Regions from separate parts of the Homo sapiens genome. Here region 1 is linked to region 2. A link is an interaction called in ENCODE POLR2A ChIA-PET data of the cell type or tissue named here. Cell type or tissue: PC-9. All regions are shown on one strand.

Evidence for each region. ChIA-PET counts read pairs that join two places held together with the same protein. Peaks named below come from ENCODE experiments on the same cell type or tissue, not always from the same donor. Only the 100,000 strongest peaks of a DNase experiment are listed, where the experiment ranks them.
Region 1: POLR2A ChIA-PET joins it to region 2 with 7 read pairs; 2 of 35 experiments call an interaction of 5 or more read pairs at or near these places.

What each region holds. Positions count from the first base shown.
Region 1 is chr1:75,804,861-75,812,860 of GRCh38, reverse strand. It overlaps MSH4 (mutS homolog 4), which reads right to left. Exons shown (of 20, transcript NM_002440.4): 3 at 5,720-5,880; 4 at 2,054-2,164. Among named protein-coding and RNA genes, the nearest start is that of MSH4, 12 kb to the right of the region's middle. In PC-9, no CTCF peak of the experiment used is centred here; a DNase peak (open chromatin) is centred at 3,190.
Region 2 is chr1:75,690,452-75,698,451 of GRCh38, reverse strand. It overlaps a transcript of SLC44A5 not described here. Among named protein-coding and RNA genes, the nearest start is that of ACADM, 30 kb to the left of the region's middle. In PC-9, no CTCF peak of the experiment used is centred here; no DNase peak of the experiment used is centred here.

The sequences.
Region 1 (8,000 bases), 110 kb before region 2:
CATAAAGTGCCAGCCTAAGAAAACTCAGGCTGCCAAAAAAAATTTACTGTTTATTCCACTTAACACCTAAAAATAGGGTCCCTGTCTCCTATCCTCTGTGGGAGAATAGGAGCCTAACTTTGGTAAGTGCCAGTTAGCAAACCCAGATTTTTTGTTGTTGTTCTTTTGAGATGGAGTCTTGCTCTGTTGCCCAGGCTGCAGTGCAATGGCACAATCTCGGCTCGCTGCAACCTCTGCCTCCCAGGTTCAAGCGATTCTCCTGCCTCAGCTTCCCGAGTAGCTGGGACTACAGGCGCGTGCCACCAGGCCTGGCTAATTTTTTTGTATTTTTAGTAGAGATGGGGTTTCACCATGTTAGCCAGGATGGTCTCGATCTCCTGACCTTGTGATCCACCCTCCTCGGCCTCTGAAAGTGCTGGGATTACAGGCATGAGCCACCGCACCTGGTCTTACTTTTTGTTATAATAATTTTTCACTTCCCTGACTCTACTGAGCTTGTGCTTACTCCTCCTTATTCCCTTAGTCTCCCATTAAAATGCCCAGTATAAACCGAAGTTCAATTCAGTCCACACTGGACTCTTTTCTCTGTTGCAACAGCATATTACTGATTAAAATATTTAGCTAGTGTTTGGCTTTGTTTACCTTTGACAGTAGGAACAGGATCTATTCAACCATTGACTTCCCAGTTACATAAGCCAATACATTTCCTTTTTTGCATAAGGTAGTTTACATTAGATTTCTCTTATTTATAACCAAAAGAATTATAAGGCCTAATCACAACAACAACAACAACAACAAAACATGAAAGTTGGAAAGGTATGGATAAATAGGCATAATGAAAAGAAGTATAAAGTTATAAATGAAAAAGAACAGATAAAGTGATTCGTCTAATAGAGACAATAGATTTAGAATAGGGACTATCTCTGGCAATGAGTCAAAGGCAGCTCATCTATACAGGAAATCCAAGAGCACCATGACAAATCTTATATGACTGCAGATGCTGAATATATTAGGAACAGGAAAGGAACTCATTGGACTCCAAACCTCAGCTTGGTTCCAAATGTGTTAAAGTAAAAGATAAGTCTAAAAACATAACAAAATATAGTATATTCTGAAAATAATTTGCATTCCTAAGGAATTATTCCAACTGCAATGCTGTCTACTTGGTTTGGAGCCACAGCCCCCATTCTTGTTGGATAAGGTTCCACAGTGCTTACCCACTACAGTCCTACAGATAGACACTAGAGTAGCAGGCTAACTGGAAGGCAGTACATGTTATCAGGGGAAGCTGAAACAATTCTGTAATACAAATTAAATTCCCTATAGAAAAAGGTACTTGCTGATAGCTGCTATCCCCTAAGAACTTCAATTTCAACCAGTCTGACAGCACAATAAGTAGTTTCCAGGAAAATACATGTAAGGGAAACTTATGCTTTCTCTATGGGTCTGCCCCTTGTATATCTGAGAAACTTCCTTATTACCTAAAACATGTTTTCTTTTGTTTAAAGTAGATCAGGGTGCCAAATCAAATAAGTAAATTCCCTATCATTTTTATTATCTGTATTAACAGTCCCTTAGATTAGGATTTGTATTTAGTGACTACTTTAGGACACTAAATATAAAGTTACTAAAATTATTGTTCTTTATAATGATATTATTAAGTAAATTTTAAATAAAGTGATTAGGGCCGGGCACAGTGACTCACTCATGCCTGTAATCCCAGCACTTTGGGAGGCCAAGGCAGATCGATCACTTGAGGTCAGGAGTTTGAAACTAGCCTGGCCAACATGGTGAAACCCCATTTCTACTAAAAATACAAAAATTAGCTGGGTGTGGTAACACACGCCTGTAGTCCCAGCTACTTGGGAGGCTGAGGCAGGAGAATCACTCGAACTCGGGAGCTGGAGGTTGCAGTAAGCCGAGATCACGCCCTTTCACTCCAGCCTGGGTGACAGAGTGAAACTCTGTCTCAAAAAAATAAATAAATAATAAATAACAAATAAATAAATAAGTGATTAGATCTTGAATGTTACAAACAGTAAACATCACTTACCTTGAAATTTTCTGTGATCAGAGTGAACAACTTGGTGGAATTCCCCACAGCACAAGCAGTATTTGACATTATTATTTCCAAAGGTGATAAAATTTTAAGTTTAGTGATCACCTGAAATCATTTGAATAAACAATTTCTTAAATAAAGCTTAGGAAATAAAAGTTTCATATTTTTCTGAGATAAGTATTTAAAATTAATTCATAGATACACAAAATTATAACTGTCCTAATGATATATTTCAATTAAAATATGTTTCTAGCCAGGTGGGTTCACACCTGTAATCCCAGCACTTTGGGAGGCTGAGGTGGGCAGATCACTTGAGGCCAGGAGTTCGAGACCCACCTGGCCAACATGGTGAAACCCTGTCTCTACTAAAAAAAAAAAAAAAAAAAAAATACAAAAATTACCCGAGCATGGTGGTGCATGCCTGTAATCCCAGCTACTCAGGAGGCTGAGGCATGAGAATAGTTTGAGCCCAGGGGGCAAAGGTTGCAGTGAGCTGAGATCACACCAGGCACCTTTGCACGCCAGTCTAGGTGGCAGAGGGAAAATCTGTCTCAAAAACAGACAAACAAACACCACCACCACCAATAACAATAAAATATATATGTATATATATTTCTAATGGTAGTATATTGAACATATATCTCCTATATAACTACTAACATAAAATACTGTCATAAAATAGGCTATATTTTACTCACAATAGTTTCTAACAGCCTTAAGTTCAAAAATTAATTTGAACTTATCAAATATATATTCCCAAAATAAAATTGTTTTTAAATAAATTCTTATACTTAGTATTTTATCCAAATACTCTGTGAAAAATGTAAATACATCCAATAAGGGTAACTATGGGCCAGGGGAGGTGGCTCACGCCTGTAATCTCAGCACTTTGGGAGGCCAAGGCGACTGCATCACTTGAGGTCAGGAGTTCACAACCAGCTTGGCCAACATGGTGAAACCCTGTCTCTACTAAAAATACAAAAATTAGCCAGGCTTGGTGGTGTGCACATGTAATCCCAGCTACTTGGGAGGCTGAGGCAGGCTGAGGCAGGAGAATTGCTTGAACCCGGAAGGCAGAGGTCGCAGTGAGTCAAGATTGTGCCACTGCACTCCAACCTGGCAACCTGGGCAACAAAGTGAGACATTGTCTCAAAAAAAAAAAAAAAAAAAAAGGGTAACTATGGCAATACAATCAGTATGGCCACACTGGTACAGATTAACTGTTGAAAAGTACATAAACACAGATGAGAAACATCTGCCTTATGGCTTAGCTTTTCATAAAATAAGGTGTATTTCTTAGAACTATTCCAAACACAGAAATTCTCAATTTGTCTAACATTCCTTTTTTTTAAAAACTTTTTTCCTACTCTTTTGAAATTGTAAAAATGTATAAAATACCTACAGATGAAGTTAGTATGCAATACTAGTATCATTAAGGTTGTTAGGTATAATAAAAAATTAATTATTAGGAAAGGGAAGTCTACACACTGGAGGACCATAAAGAGGGACTAAAGGAAGAGAATTAAAAAATAATGAAACACTTGAAATAAAACACTAGATCACATCTTCAAAATAATAATTAACTAGGCTCGATGGCTCATGCCTATAATTCTAGCACTTTGGGAACCCGAGGGGCAATTCAACTTCTGAGGGGGCAGGATCACTCGAGTCTAAGGAATTTGAGACTAGCTTGGGTAACAGAGCAAGACCCCATCTATACAAAAAAAATTTAAAAATCAGCTCTATGTGGTGGTGCATGCCTGTGGTCCCTGCTACTCAAGAGGCTGAGGTGGGAGGCTGCAGTGAGTCACGATCATGCTACTGCACTTCAGCCTAGGCAAAAGAGCAAGACCTTTTAAAAATAAAATAAAATAATAATTGAGTTAAATAACATAGAAATTAGGAGTAAACTATCTCTACCTGATAGATCATGCAAATTCCCATGACAATAGGCGAGTGGCCCAAATGAATGATGAGTGATATAAAATGAAGGCAAAATAAGAAGTGAAGGCAAGAAATTAAGAGGCTAAATTCTGACTGATCTAAGATACTAGTTTTCTTTACCTCTGAAAAAATAAAATTCAAATACAGTTCAGTAGAAATAACTCTCTGGAGTTAGCATTATCATGGGTTTGGGCCATAATCCTGAAAGACACAATCTCAAATGCCATAATCCTGAATGTCAAAATCCCAAAAGAGCAAAATCCTTAAAGTCTAAAAATCCCCAGAACCCCAATACCAAAAGACCAAAATCCCAAAAACACAGTTCTGGAAGAAATAACTTCAAAAACAATTTTAAGACATTGATTTGCATTTTTAAAAGGGGATTTATTTGAGAAACATATAAAAACAGAACAGTACACTTCATAGGCCACTTTACACAATAAAATAGGCAATAATAACTTTTTTGCAAGCATGAACACTTAAGTGTACTAATGACAGTCACACAGGTATAATAACAGTTATGAGCAGACAAATTGTATTCACAAAAAAATTAGTCAAAAATTAGAAATTAGTCAAAAAGCAAAATGTATAAATGCATATCACTATGGTTGGTAATTGTCTGCACCAAGCTTCATAAATATGGTCATCTGAAATACCACCAGGGACAACCTAAGTCTTTTGATGAGATAGATCAAAAACTTCTATGGGTCACCACATACACAGTTGCCTGAAGAGCTAAGATTTCAAGAAATAAATTTTATCTTTCACAAATAAATGATGTACAAAAAGGACATGTCTTCATTTATCAAAAAAATTTCAACATTTTAATGTATATGCACAATGCTTACACACAGTCAATGTTGTGATAACGAACTTCTGTGGAGTCAAATTTCTGATGTCCAAGGCAGCAGCAGAAGAGTCTGTCCCAGCTCTTAGAGAGAGACAAATGCAATTTCTGTATTTGCTCTCTCTGGGCCCTGGTCAACTGCAAGGTGCCCACCAACACTAAGGGCAGATTTTCACCGCCTAGTCCACTCAGACTCACCCACTCATCTCCTCTGGAAGCAACCTCACAGACACAGCCCAAATAATGCTTTACTAGGTATTTTTTTAATACAGTCAAGTTGTCACCTATACTTAAATCCACAAGTCTATCCCTTGCCAATTTGGCACCCCTATGCATCTCCTTAAACCATACCTAATTTCCAAATAAAATAATAAGGTAGTAGTATTGCCTAATATGATGCATCTAACATGATGCAACTATCTTGTGTACAACCAAAAACGCATTAATCCCTTCCCTAGAATTAAGCTTTCAGGATTTCAACATTAAGGATTTTGATCTTTCAAGATTTGAACATCGGGATTATGGCATTTGGGATTGTGTCTTTAAGGATTATGATCAGTACCACATTATCACATATATTACCTTTGGAATAAATCCAGAAATTATTAATTTGAAGATGTTAATTTTAGAAACTAATACTAACAATAGCTTATTTAAATAACAGTAAAACACACTCTTTTTGGACAAAATATATTTAAAAAATAAAAATCAGATATAACACAGTTTTATTTTAATTCAGAGTATTTACATTGACATAATAATGAATAACCTTTATTCTACCAAAAAGTAAACAAATTGGGAAGGCACTGACTTTAAACTCTAGATACTGCCTAACAGAGCAACCATTTTCTAGAATTATTAATACTTACCTTTGCATATGTTGTGTTGTCTGCAAACTGGGATAGTATAATTTGGGGGTTTTTTAAATCAATACTTGCCATTCCTATTTCACCTCTGGCAAGTCCTCTCCCTTCTACAACAGCTACAATAACTGATGGGGAGTGTGCAGAAATCGCAGATGAGGATGAAGCTGTAAATTTTTAAATAAAGAAAAGATATAAACATTGATAATAATCATTTCTTTTTTTAAAAAAAACTAGGAAATTCTTAATCAAGAGGACAAAATAATGCAATCTGTAGATATCAGTTAGCCTCTTATTTCAATTCTCCCTAAAGGATCTATTGGTTCAGTACAACTATAATTTCAATCAAAACCTCAATATGTTTTTTGGTGGAGCTTGAAAAATTGGCCCAAAATTTACATGGAAGAGCAAAGGGCCAAGAAGAATCAAGACTCCTCTAAAGAAGAGTAAGGTGGCTTGTGGAGGGTACAGGTGGCAAGGCTGTCCTACAAAATATCAAGACTTATTATAAAGCTAAAGATGGTGTGATATTGGCACACAGCTAGACATAATGACCCATCAGAGTTAAAAAAGAACTAGAAACATAGAAACTAACAGAAAAGGCCGGGCGCGGTGGCTCATGCCTGTAATCCCAGCACTTTGGGAGGCCGAGGTGGGCGGATCACAAGGCCAGGAAATCGAGACCATCCTGGCTAACACGGTGAAACCCCATGTCTACTAAAAATACAAAAAATTAGCCAGGCGTGGTGGCAGGTGCCTGTGGTCCCAGCTACTCGAGAGGCTGAGGCAGGAGAATGGCGTGAACCCGGGAGGCGGAGCTTGCAGTGAGCCGGGATCGCGCCACTGCACTCTAGCCTGGGCTACAGAGCGAGACTCCTTCTCAAAAAAAAAAAAAAAAAAAAAAAAAAAAAACCAAACAGAAAAGTCATCAAAATATTTATTACTCAGAATATATAAAGTATTGCTACAAATCCAGAAAAATAAGCCTAAAGAAAAATGAGTAAAAGACATGAACATTAATTTCACAGACCATTATTAAAGATATATAGCCCAAAAGTACAGAAAAAGATAATCTCACTAGTAATCAGGAAAATGCAAACTCAGAAAATAAAAAACTCAGGTAGTATTTTACAACTGTTAGGTTGGAAAATATTGAGTCTAACAATATCAAATGTTGAAGTGGACTCTTACACATTGTTAATAAGAGCATACCATAATAACCAATAAATTAACCAATACAATTTATTATGATAATGATTATTGGCTAATTTAATAATAATCTTATGATGATGATGATGATTACTAAATTAGCCAATAATCATAATAAATTTTAGAAGTTAGTAATGATGAGGATAGAGTAAGATTGGCTTACCTTATACACTATTGATGGAATTAAAAATTAGTCCAGTTCTCAAAAGAAACTTGGCAATATATCTGAGATTCTTAAAAACTGGTAATTTTGGCCAGGCGCAGTGGCTCATAACTGTAATCCTAGCACTTTGTGAGGCTAAGGTGGGAGGATCACTTGTGGCCAGGAGTTCGAGACCAGCCTGGCCAACATGGCGAAACCCCATCTCTACTAAAAAAAAAAAATTGGCTGAGCATGGTGATGCATGCCTGTAATCCCAGCTACTCGGGAGGCCGAGGCAGGAGAATCACTTGAACCCAGGAAGTGGATGTTGCAATGAGCCGAGATGGTGCCACTGCACTCCAGCCTGGGCAATAGAACAAGGCTTCGTCTCAAAAACCAAAAAAAAAAAAAAACAAAAAATGGTAATTAAAAAAAATAAAAAAGGTAATTTCCCTATGTTTCAGTAATTTGACTTCTAAGGGTGTGTTTTAAGGAAATAATAAGAGACTCAGAAAAAAGCTTTATGTATTAGGATGCTCATTATTATGTTATTTACAACAGAGAGATAACAGCATAAATGTATTTTTAGAACCTTAGAGATGTCTTTTATATGTCTATTGAATTTCCACTGGAACTTGGTATTTATTTTCTACTTAAAAATAAACAGGTCAGGGCTGGGTGCGGTGGCTCACACCTGTAATCCCAGCACTTTAGGAGGCCAAGGTGGGCGGATCATGAGGTTAGGAGTTCAAGACCAGCCTGGCCAATATGGTAAAACCCTGTCTCTACTAAAAATACAAAATTAGCCAGGCGTGGTGGTGCATGCCTGTAATCTCAGCTACTCGGGAGGCTGAGGCAGGAAAATTGCTTGAATCCAGGAGGCAGAGGTTACAGTGAGCCAAGTTGTGCCACTGCATTCCAGCCTGGGCGACAGAG
Region 2 (8,000 bases):
AACAGACAGGACCCTCAGTTGCAGGTCTGTTGGAGTACCTGGCCGTGTGAGGTGTCAGTCTGCCCCTGCTGGGGATTGCCTCCCAGTTAGGCTGCTCGGGGATCAGGGGTCAGGGACCCACTTGAGGAGGCAGTCTGTCCATTCTCAGATCTCCAGCTGCGTACTGGGAGAACCACTGCTCTCTTCAAAGCTGTCAGACAGGGACATTTAAGTCTGCAGAGGTTACTGCTGTGTTTTTGTTTGTCTGTGCCCTGCCCCCAGAGGTGGAACCTACAGAGGCAGGCAGGCCTCCTTGAGCTGTGGTGGGCTCCACCCAATTTGAGCTTCCAAGCTGCTTTGTTTACCTAAGCAAGCCTGGGCAATGGCGGACACCCCTCTCCCAGCCTCACTGCCACCTTGCAGTTTGATCTCAGACTGCTGTGCTAGCAATCAGTGAGACTCCGTGGGCATAGGACCCTCCAAGCCATGTGCAGGATATAATCTCCTGGTGCATGGTTTTTTAAGCCCGTTGGAAAAGCACAGTATTCGGTTGGGAGTGACCCGATTTTCCAGGTGCCATCTGTCACTCCTTTCTTTGACTAGGAAAGGGAACTCCGTGACCCCTTGCGCTTCCTGAGTGAGGCAATGCCTCGCCCTGCTTCAGCTCACGCACGGTGCATGCACCCACTGACCTGCGCCCACTCTCTGGCACTCCCTAGTGAGATGAACCCGGTACCTCAGATGGAAATGCAGAAATCGCCCGTCTTCTGCGTCACTCACGCTGGGAGCTGTAGACTGGAGCTGTCCCTATTCGGCCATCTTGGCTTCTCCCCCTAATTTTTGTATTTTTTGTAGAGACAGTTTCGCCGTGTTGCTCAGGCTGGTCTCGAACTCCTAAGTTCAAGTGATCCACCAGCCCCGGCTTCCCAAAGTGCTAGGATTACAGGTTTGAGCCACTGCACCTGGCCTACTTTTCTATTTTCTTGCATTAACTTTGTGCACAAGCTTAGAAGTCAATAATACTTGGATTGATATCTTGATTCTTATACCTTCTGATTATATGTTCTTAAACAAATTACTGAACTCTTCTGAGCCTTACATCCTATGAACTTGTCAGATTCTTGTGGGCTTTAATTGAAATATATTTAAATGTCTAGCATGGCCTTTGTCACAAAAATAGATTTTCAACAAATGTTAAGTCTCTTAACTACTTTAAAAAACAATTTTTGTGAAGACAGAGTGTTGCTATATTGACTAGGCTGGCCTTGAACTCCTGACCTCAAGCAGTCCTCTTACTCAGCCTCCCAAAGTACTGAGACTATAGGTGTGAGCCACCATGTCTGGCTCCCTTAACTACTTTTTAAATAATCAACTTTATTGAGATATAATTTATATTCAATAAGGCTCATATTTTGATGAGCTTTGACAAATGCATACACCATCACAGTCAAAATAGAGAATATTTACATCACTCTAAAAAGTCCTAACTTCCTTTTCGTCTCTCATTTTCAGAACTCTGGCCCACTCCTGATCGCATAAAACACAAAACTCCGTGACTCTCATGTTCACCTTTTTTTTTTTTCTGAGACAGAGTCTCGCTCTGTTGCCCAGTCTGGATCTCGGCTCACTGCTAGCTCCATCTCCCAGGTTTGAGCCATTCTGCTGCCTCAGCCTCCCGAGTAGCTGGGACTATAGGCATCCACAACCACGCCTGGCTAATTTTTTTTTTCTTTCAATTTTTAGTAGAGACGGGGTTTCACCATGTTAGCCAGGATGGTCTCGATCTCCTGACCTCGTGGTCTCCCCGCCTCGGCCTCCCAAAGTGCTGGGATTACAGGCGTGAGCCACCGCACCTGGCCGATGTTCACCTTCTGAGTCTAAGAGAGTCGACATATTTCCCACCTCTTGGCTGACTGTATTGTTGGTACTTGATTTGATGACTCCAATCCTCAATATTTATTTACCTTTTCTCAATTTTAGTTACTGAATCACTAGCAACTTCTCTTCCAATTTATGTCTTAATGTAATGCTTCCTATTCCTATCCTTTATGAATCTCCTTTTTCCTATCATGATAGTCATAAAGTCTTTTAACAAATATTCTAGTTCTCTTCCTTTGAACATATGATAAAATTGTACTTTCTTACTCCTTAGGAGTGTGGTCGTGTGACTTGTAAATTGCTTTGGCCAATGAAATGTAAGAAGTGACACATGTCACCTTTGGACAGAGGCCTTTAAGACAAGTGCACCATATCCCGTATGCCACAACAATAAGCAGTGTTCCACCTTGTGGCTATTAGCCTAAGTCCCGGAGTGAGAATATGTAAATCAGGACCCTCATCTGACTCTATCCTGAGTAAGAAATAAACTTGTATTATCTAAAGCCACCAACATTTGGAGTTCTTGGTTACTGCAGTATAATCTAACATATCCTGACTGATGCAAATACCAATGTGGAATATGAGTAACATTTAAGTGTGTCCTTCAGCTGTGCTGCCATTAAAAAAAAAAGGCTAGTTTCCTATTAGTGTAAGACTTTCCCAGCTTCACTCAGTAGTGTTCCCCATTCTCTAATGTCAGGAAATTAACTTTGAAATTCCTTTCAGTATCAGGTTTATATATATGTTATGAATACTATTTAATTTATATATAAATAATATATATTTAATTCATACAGTATACATAGTATCATGAATACTATTTTATTTATATATAAATTATATGTAAACAATATATATTTTATATACATATATAAGTCATATATTTTTATATACATATATAAATACTATATATTAAATAGTATTCATAATCTTATTTGCTGACAACATACCTTATTTGTTTCCCTACAAATTTAGTAAACTACTAAGTCTTTTGTTTTCCTCCTTAAGTATTGTCCTAGGAATTGGGGATGTATGCTCCTTAAAGTGTTGATAACTGCCTTTCAGTTCTAGCTCATTAACAGATGCTAAATTCCTAGGCTATCAGAAGTCAAACGTGGTCATTTTGTAAAGTAACTGTTATGTAATAATTGGACCTCCAGGAGTTAGTTTATCTTCTAGTTGGGATGTCACATTAAACAGCTCCAGGAGACACCATTCACAAATAAAAGTCTACTTGGCGTTATCTGATATATTTAGTTTTACAGATTTAGAAACCTGATTTTGTAAATTTACCTAGAAGCATCTGATTTTAGGGCACTGATCTCTGTTAGCCAAAGTCAACAGGAACTAGTTTGTAAATTCCAATGCCAATCATAAATTTCAGTGGGCAGAATGTCTGCTACTGTAATTTCTAATGATCATCTGCACAGAGATGGTGGTTATATCCACTCATGAAATTAAATTTGGTGACATAAATTAAGTGTAAAAAAGAGCTGATCCCAAAAAGTTAGTAGTCTAATCAATTGCCTTTTTTACCCTTGTAATAGTTCTGTCTGATTAATCAGAAGTTCTTCTAGAAACTGGTTAACAATTCTTTTTGGTAAAAATATTGTCATCAAATTATTTGGAATGAAAATAGTTGTTTTGCTCCACTTGTATGCCAAGTAATATGTCAAATGCTGAGCGTCCCAACCAACTTCGCTTTTAACCAACTCCACAAAAGCTATTATACAACCTTCCATTTTGAACGACTTAGAATGATAAAAATTTCCATACTATATTTTTCATGTATTCATTTAAATTGGTAGTTTCCCAATGAGACATGATAGGTATATTAAACTTCTTGATACAACTTTAAAGACAGTGCAATTTCTATCAATTACACATTTACATAGATTTTAATGAGCATTGTTTCTATTAGTAAATATTTCTACAGTTTTTCTATGTAACATCTAATTTATTTTAATATTAGAGTGACATTTTCTTACCTTATGAGGTAAGGTACCTATGTCCCACATCTTAATCTAACGGGGACATAGCAGTGAAAAAACACAGTATTCTTGCTCAAGAGTTACCATTCCAATAGGATTTACATGTAACAACAAGGAGAAATAGGCATGTTTTTTAAAAATAGTGATAAATGCTAGGAAGAAAACAGATTCTTGATTAAAAAAATGGAAATTAACATGTACCAATGGCTCCCTTCCACAAGTTGTATAACTCAGGAGATTCTAAAGAAAAGAAAAATTGAAGCAATCAGAATAGAATGTGCACAAACTCTCATTACCACCTCTTTCTACCTACTAGGATCTACACCTTTATACTCTGCTTACCTGCCGTTATTTGTAGATAACAGTCCATTTTTCTGACATAAGGCCAAATCTTCCACTTATATGTCTCACAGAATCCATTCCTTCTTGCCTACTCAAAGGTATTACTTTAGTAATTCTTATTTTCCTCTTCTACATCAACGTTTGCCTTTCTGCTTGGTCATTTCCATCTGTTTATAAATGTGATATTATCACTCTCATCTTTAAAAAAACTCAACTCCATTTCCTCTCCTAACTATCATCCCATTTCATTGCTCTTCACAGCAAAACTCAAGACTTACACTGTATGGACCTAATGCCTCCAGTTCTCATCTTCCCATTCTCTCTTAAACCCTCCCCATTCAGGCTTTTGCTCCACAACTCTATCAAAATTACTTTTTATCTTGCTAAAACCAATGGTTAGTTCTTATTCTTCATCTTACTAGACCTAGCAGCACAATTTGACATAGCTGATCACTTCCTCCTTCTGGAGTCACTTTCTTCACTTGGTTTTCAGGATATCCCACTTCCTTAGATTTTCTCCTACCTCACTGGTCTCTATGTCTTTTTCCTTTGCTAGTTTCTCCTTATCTCCTGAACCTGTAAACATTGGTGGGCTCCAGTATGCAGTTCTCAGAACTCTTCCGTACCATTTTTATCAGGCTTGTGACTTAAAATACAATACTGCCTTGCGATAAGAAACGCTTCAGTAACTTGAATCTAGAGATTATCTAATTGACTGTTGCCTCTGGTCTTTTACTCAGTACCCATTCGCAAATGTATATGAGCTATCTTCTATGGGGTAGGGGATAGAGACAATAAAGTAAGGCCAGGTGAACAAACAGCAGATAACTCTTTGAAAAACTAGGAGGCAGTGGGTTTGTTCCCCCAAATCCTAACCGGGGCTGCTGAAATGGGTGCCAAGGTAAATGGGAAATTCCTGGATAATTTCTGCTTTCTGAAAGTCTAAGCAAGCCAGAGGCCAGAATATAACCCAATATTTAGGCCAATACTGAAAACTGCTATCAGATGGCACCAAACTTCCCTAGAACTGAATGAATTCACATGGCACAGCCAGAACTCTAGAATTCCTGACTAACTGTCCAGCCTCCATTTGATCATTTCACTGTAATTATCTTTCCAATTCAGTCTTTGATACCCCAACCTCAGCAATTCTTTGAGGCCACTAGGATCTCCAATCCATTGCCCTACTATCTTTACTCTATTTACCCCTTCATGTCCTCACTTCTGCTCCTTGAATGATTTAGATTTCATGTTTCATTACTATAATCATTCCTTTGCATATACCTTCAACAGTCTTGCCCCTTTTTCCTTCACTATTCTCAGCTGGCAGAATTCCATCACACTTACATCTAACTTGTTGACTACTCTGCATCTGTTCCCAGGGGAGATGTGGCTAAAGACTGACTGGTCTCATTTCAAATTGACCAACCCTCATGAGGGTTCTAGAAATCTTACTATATTTACCTGCTTCATAAACATTCCTAGATGAATATTACATACTTTTTCTCTTTTCAAACCTACCTACATATTTTTCTCTCCCTTCTCTCGTTTTTCCCATTCCTTTCCTTTTTAGATAATAATGTTCTAATACCAATGAGTAAACAGAAGCAATAAGAAGAGGACTATCTCCTGCTCTCATAACCACATCAAACAATTTACCAGCACATGTACAGATACACTCTGCTTCCTCTCCTATTACATGAAATAAACCATTAATGCTCCTATTTAAGGTCAACCCTTCTACTTCTGCATAGAATCCCATCCTCGGGCCGGCTGCGGTGGCTCATGCCTGTAATCCCAGCACTTTGGGAGGCTGAGGCGGGCGGATCACAAGGTCAGGAGATTGAGACCATCCTGGCTAACATGGTGAAACCCCGTCTTTATTAAAAATACAAAAAAAATTAGCTGGGCATGTTGGCACATGCCCAAATTCCCAGCTACTTGGGAGGCTGAGGCAGGAGAATCACTTGAGCCCAGGAGGTGGAGGTTGCAGTGAGCCAAGTTCGTGCCACTGCATTCCAGCCTGGGCAACAGAGCGAGACTCTGTCTCAGAAAAAAAAAAAAAAAAAAAAAAAAGAATCCCATCTTTTCTCATCTATGCAAACACTTTACTTCTGAATTGTTCTCTCTCTGTGTTTTTTACTTGTGGTTTTCCCAGTCTGCTGGATCATTCCCATTAGCAGGATCAACTTCACTGGCATTCAACACTGTAGTTGCACACTTAATAATTTTATATCTAAATTTGTGTTTTGTAAGTAAAGTATAATGAGACAATGAAGCATGCTATGTACTGATGTGTCCCCCCACTCCAAATTTATATATTGAAACCCTAACCTCCATTGTGATGCTATTTGGAGGTGAGGCCTTTGGGAAATAATTAGGTTTAGATAAGATCATGAGAGTGAGGCCCCCATGATGAGATTAGTATCTTTATAAAGAGAGGAAGAAAGACCAGATCTTTCTCTCTCTGCCATGTAAAGACATGAAAGAAGGCAGCTATCTGCAAGCCAGGAAAAGGGCCCTCATCAGGCACTGAATTGGTTTGCACCTTGATCTTGTATTTCTTAGCCTCCCATCTTCCTTGCCTCAGGGTGGGTCAACTTAGCTCCCAGAGGCTCTAAGCCACCCATGCCCCAACCAAGGATTAGGAGAAGGCCATATTTTATCTGAGACCATATTGTTACTCAGATTTTCCCCCTTTTTCATTTTGTTTCCCTCGTGGCCTTACAAGTTTTTCTTGAGGAGAGACTTCTCAATAAATCAAGTGCCTCTAATCCTTGTCTCAAGCTCTGCTTCCAGGGAAACTGATTTCACTCTGTAGCTTGTCTTTGCTCTATATTCATTTTCTAGATGATTTTATCTAGTACAGTGGTATTAAATACCATTTTTATGCTAGCAACTCCAGAATTTATATTACCAGCCTTGACCCCTCCTCTGAGCTTTAGACTCAAAAATCTCATTGCTATCATTTTCCTTTAGATGGCTAAAAGACCTGTCAAATTTAACAAATACAAAACTAAATTTTGAGTTTTCCTCTCAGGCTAGGGGAGGTTCCCAAATGCTGGTGGGACCTTGACCCTGGCTGGTGTTCAGGCTCTTGACACTGTTGCAAGAAAGAATTCAAGAACAAGTTGGAAAATAGTGAAAGAATGCAGATTTACTGAAAGCGAAAAGTACACACTCAAGAAAGGGGGGGGTGCATGTGTATTCAAGAGAGTCACACCTGACAGGGTTTGGGGCCTCCACCTTTATGGGTTTCTTTTTTTTTTCCTTTATTTTCTTCTTTTTTTAAAAAAATTAGAGACAAGGTTTCACCATGTCACCCAGGCTGGTCTTGAACTCCTGATCTCAAGTGATCTGCCTGCTGCAGCCTCCCAAAGTGCTGGGATTACTGGCATGAGCCATTGCAACTGGCCTATGGCTTTCTTTAACCAATGGGTGGAATATTCATGAAAATTCCTGGAAAAAAGTGAAGATTTCTCAGCACTATGGTCCCACACATTTTTACACCAGATATGGGTGTTCCTGGAAGTGTCATGGCCTTGGTGGATGTGTGATTTAGTATGTTAATGAGTGTATAATGAGGTCCTAGGTAAAACCTAGATCAAATCTAGCACTATGTTGAGTCTAGTCAGTCTTACCCAGCTTGGCCAACACTATGGTTTTTCAGGGTCTTAACCCCTAGCATATACAGCTATTTTGACATCTTCCTTTAGCTAGTCATGTGAAACTCCTGCTTGGATTATTCTATTGTTCTGCAGCCACCTTGTATTATTCTTGTCTCATTTTCCCCTCTCAGAGATTTCCATC